2 separate regions of the Homo sapiens genome follow, and region 1 is linked to region 2. A link is an interaction called in ENCODE POLR2A ChIA-PET data of the cell type or tissue named here. Cell type or tissue: K562. All regions are shown on one strand. Links, peaks and the distances in the headings refer to the core of each region. The heading gives the core; the rest is flanking DNA.

Region 1 (4,365 bases), core at 190-4,189, 1.0 Mb after region 2:
TGGTGGCAGGAGCCTGTAGTCCCAGCTACTTGGGAGGCTGAGGCAGAAGAAAGGCATGAACCCGGGAGACGGAGCTTGCAGTGAGCCGAGATAGCGCCACTGTACTCCAGCCTGGGTGACAGAGCGAGACTCCGTCTCAAAAAAAAAATTTTAGAAGTCTAAAAGTATATAAAAAAGAAAAAAAAAGAGAAAAAGAGTTGCCTGAGCCCTTTTGTGGCCACACAGCACTGGCAGGGCAGTTAGGCAGGAGCAGCAGGGGGTGGAAAAGAAAGGGAGGCAGAAGAAGCAGGAGATGCTTTATTTCAGAACAAGGTACAATAGGCCACACCTCTGTCCTGCACCTGGGAACCTTGGGCATGGATGAGCAGAGCAACCACAGGTCTGAAGAGACAAAGCAGAGGAAGCCTGAGCGTGCTTCTCCCCTGTGTGGAGGGGCAGGCCGCCATTGTTGTGGTGTGGCTCCTTTCATCTCCTCAGCTGTCCAGGGACTAGGGTATGAAGGGACAAGAAAACCAGGCCCAATATCCTCTAAAATTAAGCTGAGGCAGGAGAGGGACACCCAAGGCGAGGGTGACAGGCCTTTCTTGTTGGCTGGAGAGCCAGTCTCCGGCCGGATTCTGGTGCCAACGGCAAAGGAAGGCCCAAAGTGAGGGCAGCGCAGAGATGAGGGGGCTCTCAGGGAAAACACCCAGGGTGGGAGCAACCACAGAAGCCCCCCGGCTGTGTCCACTCTCCAATCATGCTGGCCTTCTTCTCCCCCTTGGATGTGACCAGACACATGCCCAGAGCTGCCTGCTCATGGTGGGTTGTCCTGCGTTGGGGCAGTCTCAACTACTGGTCCCACAGAAGAAGTCTTCAGGAAGCTCACTCAGGAGTCCATCCAGGTCATCTACAGAGAGGGGAATGATGGGTAGCCTTAGTGACAACATCAGCATTCCATGTGACTCAGGTCCAAAGTTTCTGCCCTTCAGGAGGGCCTGGACCTGGCTGTATAGCTGGGCAGGCGGCTCCTCCAGGCAGTGGTACCCATGCCAATGGGCCTGAGGCTGGCCTGACTTCCATCTTCCCTCTGCTCCCCTTGTACCCGTACATGACAAAAGGCGGGGGCGTAATCCCTGGGCCATTCTGACGAGGAAGAGGATTCCCCTGAGCCTCACTGATTCCTCTCCTTCCATCCAGTCATAGTGCCAAACAAGAAGGCTTCAGAGGTCACCTAGTGCAACTCTCATTGGCTGAAGGAGAAAGAGGGCTGGGAAAAGCCATCAGATGTGTTCAGAGTTACACAGTTCCTTAATTGGCTTCTCATCTGACAGTGGAAAATATCACCCCCTTCCTCAAAGTGCCTGTGTAAGACTACAGTTCTCAGATGTGGTACTTATGTCCGAGAACTTGGACACAGCTGACCTCGATAATCCCTAGCAATATTATTTACTAGCAGCAGCTAATACTGACTGAGTGCTTGCTCTGTGCCTCAATAAACATTCATAGGTAGGGCATCTCCAGTTAGCTCCTGTTATCAACCCCACTTTACCTGAAACAAACTTTTTTTTTTTTTTTGAGACAGAGTCTCACTCTGTCGCCCAGGCTGGAGTGCAGTGGCGTGATCTCGGCTCACTGCAAGCTCCGCCTCCTGGGTTCACACCATTCTCCTGCCTCAGCCTCCTGAGTAGCTGGGACTTACAGGCGCCCACCACCACGCCTGGCTAATTTTTTATATTTTTAGTAGAGATGGGGTTTCACCGTGTTAGCCAAGATGGTCTTGATCTCTTGACCTCGTGATCCACCTGCCTTGGCCTCCCAAAGTGCTGGGATTAGAGGCATGAGCCACCATGCCCGGCCCACCAGCCCTAATATTCTATAATCAACTCTCTGTCACTACCAGCAACCTTCTGGTGATGCCTTGGCTTGTCTCACAAAGAAAGAGTGCAGGCTTCCAGGCAATGCAAGATTCCAGGATAAGAGACATATGCTTTTTCACAAGATATAATGGCCTTTGTGGTTTATCCATTGGTATACTGTGAATTAGGTAGTGTGAGAACACCTATCCATAATTGTGGGTGGAAACCTACCCAGGTGCCAGGGCAAGAGACTGAAGGCACAAACTGTTCCAGTATAATAAAGAAAACAGAATAAGAAAAGTTATACTAGAAATAGGATATAGAGATGATTATATATGGATTTTTTTTATTTTTGAGATGGAGTCTTACTCTGTCGCCCAGGCTGGAGTGCAGTGGCACGATCTCGGCTCACTGGAAGCTCCGCCTCCCAGGTTCATGCCATTCTTCTGCCTCAGCCTCCCGAGTAGCTGGACTACAGGCGCCCGCCACCACGCCTGGCTAATTTTTTGTGTATTTTTAGTAGAGACGGGGTTTCACCATGTTAGTCAGGATGGTCTCGATCTCCTGACCTCGTGATCCGCCCACCTTGGCCTCCCAAAGTGCTGGGATTACAGGAGTGAGCCACCGTGCCCAGCTATATATGAATATTACCAATCATTAGTTTTTAATACTAATCTCTGTATTATCATTATAACCGAGAAAAAAAACAGCCAGTACAGAGTCAGGAGCTGAAGGCACATTGTGAGAAGTGAGCAGAAGACAAGAGTGAAAGTCCTCTGTCACGCCCTGATAAGGGCTGCCTGATGACACCTTGGTCTAGCAGTAGCGCCAGTGCCTGGTAAGGCACCCGTTACTTAGCAGACCTCAGTCTTGCGGTAGCGCCAGTGCCTGGGAAGGCAACTGTTACTTAGCAGACTGGGAAAGGGAACTCTCCTTGGGGGAGTTCGAGAACACTGCTCCACCAGCTCTTGTGGGAGGCCTGACATTAGCCAGGCCTGCCCACAATCATCTGGAGGCTTCAACGTCTCCCTGTGATGCTGTGCTTCAGTGGTCACGCTCCTTGTCCACTTTCATGTTCCGCCTGTATACCTGGTTCTTCTTTTAAGTTCTTGGAAGATAGCAGTAGTGAATTAGTGAAAGTATTAAAGTCTTTGATTTCTCTGATAAGTGCACAGAAAAAACGCTGACATATGCTGTCCTCCCTCTCTGCTTCAGCTACCACAAAGGGAAAGGCCCCCATCACGTGGACACGTGACTTGCTTGACTTTATCAATCTTTTGAGATGACTCACACTCCTTACCCTGCCCCCTTGCCTTGTATACAATAAATAGCAGCGCATCCAGGCATTTGGGGCCACTACCGGACTCCACGCATTGGTGGTAGTGGCCCCTTGGGCCCAGCTGTCTTTCCTACTTTCTCTTAGTCTTGTGTCTTATTTTTCTATAATCTCTCGTCTCTGCATACGAAGAGAAAACCCACAAGGCCCAGTAGGGCTGGACCCTACATCTGGCACCCAACTCTTGTCTTCTGGTCACTTCTCACAATGTCCCTTCAGCTCTTGACTCTATATTGGCTGGTTTTTTTCTCAGTTATAATAATAATACAGAAATTAGTACTAAAAACTAATGATTGGTAATATCCATATATAATCATCTCTATATCCTATTTCTAGTATAACTTTTCTTATTCTAACTATTTTCTGTATTATACTGGAACAGTTTGTGCCTTCAGTCTCTTGCCTCGGCACCTGGGTAGGTTTCTGCCCACATATAATCCTGTGAACTTTGGGGCCAGACAGGATTGAATTTTTGGAATTGAAAAGCTAAAGACCAGGCTGGGCACGGTAGGTCATGCCTCTAATCCCAGTACTTTGGGAGGCAGAGACAGAAGGATCGCTTGAGCCCCAAGAGTTCGAGGCCAGCCTGGGCAACATGGCAAAACTGTCTCTACAAAAAATTTAAAAATTGCTGGGCATGGCCGGGCGCGGTGGCTCACGCCTGTAATCCCAGCACTTTGGGAGGCTGAGGCGGGCAGATCGCGAGGTCAGGAGATCGAGACCATCCTGGCTAACACAGTGAAACCCCGTCTCTACTAAAAATACACAAAAAATTAGCTGGGCATGGTGGCGGGCGCCTGTAGTCCCAGCTAATCAGGAGGCTGAGGCAGGAGAATGGCATGAACCCGGGAGGCGGAGCTTGCAGTGAGCTGAGATCGCACCACTGCACTTCACCCTGGGTGACAGAGCGAGACTCCGTCTCAAAAAAAAAAAAAAATTGCTGGGCATAGTGGCACATACCTATAGTCCCAGCTACTCGGGAGGCTGAGGTGGGAGGACTGCTTGAGCCTAGAGGCCGAGGATGCAGTGAGGCGTGTTCATAACACTGCACTCCAGCCTGGGCAACAGAATGAGACCCTGTCGCAAAAATAAAAATTAAAGTAAAAAAAGCTAAAACTAGATCCTGAATGGTGTTAGTTTCACCTGGGTGATGCTGCCTTCTGAGGAAGCAGCTGGCCCAACCACAAGGGG
Region 2 (4,365 bases), core at 103-4,102:
AAAAATTAGCCGGGCATGGTGGCGCATGCCTGTAATTCCAGCTACTCAGGAGGCTGAGGTAGGAGAATCGCTTGAACCCGGGAGTCAGAGGTTGCGATGAGCTGAGATTGTGCCATTGCACTCCATCCTGAGCGACAAGAGTGAAACTCCATCTCAAAAAAAAAGGGAAAATTTGGACACAGAGACACACATGCATAGAGGGAAGATGGACATGTGAAAACAAGGAATTGAAGCCATGCATTTACAAGTCAAGGAATGCCAAAGATTGCCAGCAAACCACTAGAAGCTAAAAATAGGCAAGGAAGGCCAGGTGCGGTGGCTCATGCCTGTAATCCCAGCTCTTTGACAAGCCAAGGTGGGAGGATTACTGGGGGCCAGGAGTTTGAGACCAGCCTGGGCATTATAGCAATATCCTGTCTCTATACATAAAAGTAAATAAAGAGGCAAGGAAGGATCTTTCTCCCACTGGTTTTAAAGAAAGTGTGGCCCTACCAACACCTTAAGACTTCTGTCCTCCAAAACTGAAACAATACACTTCCATTGTTCTAAACCACTCGGGGGTACTTTATTATAGCAACTTAGGAAACAAATACACCCAGTCAATATCTGTTGAATGAACAAATGGTGCTGCTTGTGTTCCTGATGAGTCATGGCATCTTTTCACCAGGAGAGAGGGATGTGTGTGTCCAGGCAGGACAATGGAAAGGTGCCTGGCCTGCTCTGCAGAGGGTACAGAGTGGCAGTGAGCCAGGTAAGGCAGGACCTTCTTTTTTTTTTTTTTTTTTTTTGAGATGGAGTCTCGCTCTGTGGCCCAGGCTGGAGTGCAGTGGTGCAATCTCAGCTCACTGCAGCCTCTGCCTCCCCAGTTCAAGTGATTCTCCTTCCTCAGCCTCCTGAGTAGCTGGGACTACAGGCACCCACCACCATGCCCGGCTAATTTTTTTGTATTTTTAGTAGAGATGGGGTTTTACCGTGTTAGCGAGGATGGTCTCGATCTCCTGACCTTGTGATATGCCCGCCTCGGCCTCCCAAAGTGCTGGGATTACAGGCATGAGCCACCGTGCCCGGCCAGGACTTTTTTTTTTGAGATGGAGTCTCGCTTTGCTGTCCAGGCTGGAGTGCAATGGCATGATCTCAGCTCACTGCAACCTCCACCTCCCAGGTTCAAGTGATTCTCCTGCCTCAGTCTCTCAAGTAGCTGAGATTACAGGCGTGCACCACCATGCCTGGCCAATTTTTGTATTTTTAGTAGAGATGAGGTTTCACCATATTGGCCAGGCTGATCTCAAACTCCTGATCTCAAGTGATCCACCTGCCTCAGCCTCCCAGAGTGCTGGAATTACAGGCATGAGCCACTGCACCTGGCCAAAGTCAGGATTTGAACCTGGGCTGTCCAACACCAGTCTGTGCTCTCAATCTCTGCACTTGCCAAGACCTCAGAGTAACTCAGCTGGCTCTAGAGAACCCTCCCTGTCCTGGCCTCCAAGTGGCCTCCTTCTTCCCCACCTCTGCTCTGAGTGAAGCAGAAGAAATGGGGCTGGGATAATCAAGAAGATACTAAGGAGGAAGCAAGGATAGCATTTGATTCTGAAACTTCCGGGGAGCTCATACACAGCACTTGCCCCCATGTGTGCCACCAGCAGGAGGCCTGGAGTAAACCCCAGTGCGGAGGCCCCCTCGCCTGGATAGGACAGAAGTCATCACGCGCGTGCACACACACACACACACACACACACACACACACACACACACACATGCACACACACCCCGGTGCAGGGCGTTGTGCTGTTGTGGCAAAAAAGCAACAGTTCCTTGCTAGGCAGAATTTCAGAATCTGATTGCTGGAGGAGCACTTGGCATGTTTTCTGGTCTGACCTCCTGCCCTTTCACAGGCACCCTGGCACATCCACTGATGGGAGCCAGGAGTCTCTGGGGACAGCCTGACCCCTAGCTGAGTGGTGGAAATTCCTCCTTCCCTTTAACTTGAGCTCTGCCCATTTCCTGGTCGGCCCTCTAAAGCTCCCCTGCCTGGTATCTAAACCCTGGAGGTCGTGCCATCTTGGAATCCTCCTAGGGATGTGGGCAGGTGCAAGGCACTCCACACTTGGGACTCCTGGTCAGGGCAAGCCGGGCAGAGAAAACCTCTGCAGCTCTCTGAACTCTGGTTCTCAGCCCTGGGTGTACCTGAGCATCCCCCAGGGAGCCTCAAAAATCCCAGAACAATTAAATCAGAAATTCTGGGCCGGGTGCGGTGGCTCATGCCTGTAATCCCAAGACTTTGGGAGGCCGAGGTGGGCAGATCACTTGAGGTCAGGAGTTGGAAACCAGCCTGGCCAACATGGTGAAACCCCGTCTCTACTAAAAATATAAAAAATTACCCAGGCGTGGTGGCGGGCGCCTGTAGTCCCAGCTACTCAGGAGGCTGAGGCAGGAGAATGGCATGAACCCGGGAGGTGGAGCTTGCAGTGAGCCAAGATCACGCCACTGCACTCCAGCCTGGGAGACAGAGCGAGACTCCATCTCAAAAAAAAAAAAAAAGAAAGAAAGAAAGAAAAAGAAAAAAAAAGAAATTCTGGGCATGGAACCCAGGCACTGGAACTGTGAAAACTTTCTCAGGTAATTCCAGTGGGAAGTAACATTGAGAAGCAATGATTTCTTGAACATAGGAGTTCTGCAAAGGGAGGGAAGCTGGACTCTGGCAAGATGGAAAGCAGCAGGAAGGCAGTCATAGGGAAAGGCTTCCAAAAAAGTAGAAGGTCTGGTACAGATAGGAGTTTAAAAAATTAAATAGGCTGGATGCAGTGGCTCACGCCTGTAATCCCAACACTGTGGGAAGCTGAGGCGGGTAGATCACCTGAGGTCAAGAGTTCAAGACCAGCCTGGTCAGCATGGTGAAAGCCCGTCTTTACTAAAAATACAAAAATTAGCCAGGCGTAGTGGCACGAGCATCTAGCCCCAGCTACTCAGGAGGCTGAGAAGCAGACAAATTGCTTGAACCCGGGAGGCAGAGGTTGCAGTGAGCTGAGATCGTGCCACTGCACTCCAGCCTGGGTGACCGAGCGAGACTCCATCTCAAATAATAATAATAATAATAAATAATTTTTAAAAATGGAAAAGTAGAATGGTGGTATTCAGGGGCTAGAAGAACGTGGGAAATGATGAGTTATTGTTTAATGTGTATAGAGTCTTAGTTGAGAAGATGAAGAGAGATGGATGATGGCGAGGTTACAGAACAATTTGAATGTATTTAATGCCACTGAATTGTACACTTCATTTTTTAATTTTTTTTTGAGACGGAGTCTCGCTCTGTCACCCAGGTTGGAGTACAGTGGCGCGATCTCTGCTCACTGCAAGCTCCGCCTCCCGGGTTCAGGCCATTCTCCTGCCTCAGCCTCCCGAGTAGCTGGGACTACAGGCGCCCGCCACCACGCCCAGCTAATTTTTTGTATTTTTAGTAGAGACGGGGTTTCACCGTGTTAGCCAGGATGGTCTCGATCTCCTGACCTCGTGATCCACCCACCTTGGCCTCCCAAAGTGCTGGGATTTACAGGCGTGAGCCACCATGCCCGGGGTGAATTGTACTCACGCCTGTAATCCCAACACTGTGGGAAGCTGAGGCGGGTAGATCACCTGAGGTCAAGAGTTCAAGACCAGCCTGGTCAGCATGGTGAAAGCCCGTCTTTACTAAAAATACAAAAATTAGCCAGGCGTAGTGGCACGAGCATCTAGCCCCAGCTACTCAGGAGGCTGAGAAGCAGACAAATTGCTTGAACCCGGGAGGCAGAGGTTGCAGTGAGCTGAGATCGTGCCACTGCACTCCAGCCTGGGTGACCGAGCGAGACTCCATCTCAAATAATAATAATAATAATAAATAATTTTTAAAAATGGAAAAGTAGAATGGTGGTATTCAGGGGCTAGAAGAACGTGGGAAATGATGAGTTATTGTTTAATGTGTATAGAGTCTTAGTTGAGAAGATGAAGAGAGATGGATGATGGCGAGGTTACAGAACAATTTGAATGTATTTAATGCCACTGAATTGTACACTTCATTTTTTAATTTTTTTTTGAGACGGGGTTTCACCGTGTTAGCCAGGATGGTCTCGATCTCCTGACCTCGTGATCCACCCACCTTGGCCTCCCAAAGTGCTGGGATTTACAGGCGTGAGCCACCATGCCCGGGGTGAATTGTACACTTGAAAATGACTGGCTGGGCGCGGTGGCTCACGCCTGTAATCCCAGCACTTTGGGAGGCCAAGGCGGGCGGATCACGAGGTCAGGAGATCGAGACCATCCTGGCTAACACGGTGAAACCCCGTCTCTACTAAAAACACAAAAAATTAGCTGGGCGTGGTGGCGGGCGCCTGT

What was found. ChIA-PET counts read pairs that join two places held together with the same protein. Peaks named below come from ENCODE experiments on the same cell type or tissue, not always from the same donor. Only the 100,000 strongest peaks of a DNase experiment are listed, where the experiment ranks them.
Region 1: POLR2A ChIA-PET joins it to region 2 with 6 read pairs; 2 of 35 experiments call an interaction of 5 or more read pairs at or near these places.

What each region holds. Positions count from the first base shown.
Region 1 is chr17:44,158,395-44,162,759 of GRCh38, reverse strand. It overlaps HROB (homologous recombination factor with OB-fold), which reads right to left. Exons shown (of 10, transcript NM_001171251.3): 10 at 284-889. The coding sequence ends at 828. Among named protein-coding and RNA genes, the nearest start is that of ASB16, 10 kb to the left of the region's middle. RefSeq lists an enhancer at 2,871-3,030. In K562, for the core only: no CTCF peak of the experiment used is centred there; DNase peaks (open chromatin) are centred at 2,639 and 3,095.
Region 2 is chr17:45,180,238-45,184,602 of GRCh38, reverse strand. No RefSeq gene overlaps it. Among named protein-coding and RNA genes, the nearest start is that of HEXIM2-AS2, 11 kb to the right of the region's middle. In K562, for the core only: a CTCF peak has its summit at 1,633; no DNase peak of the experiment used is centred there.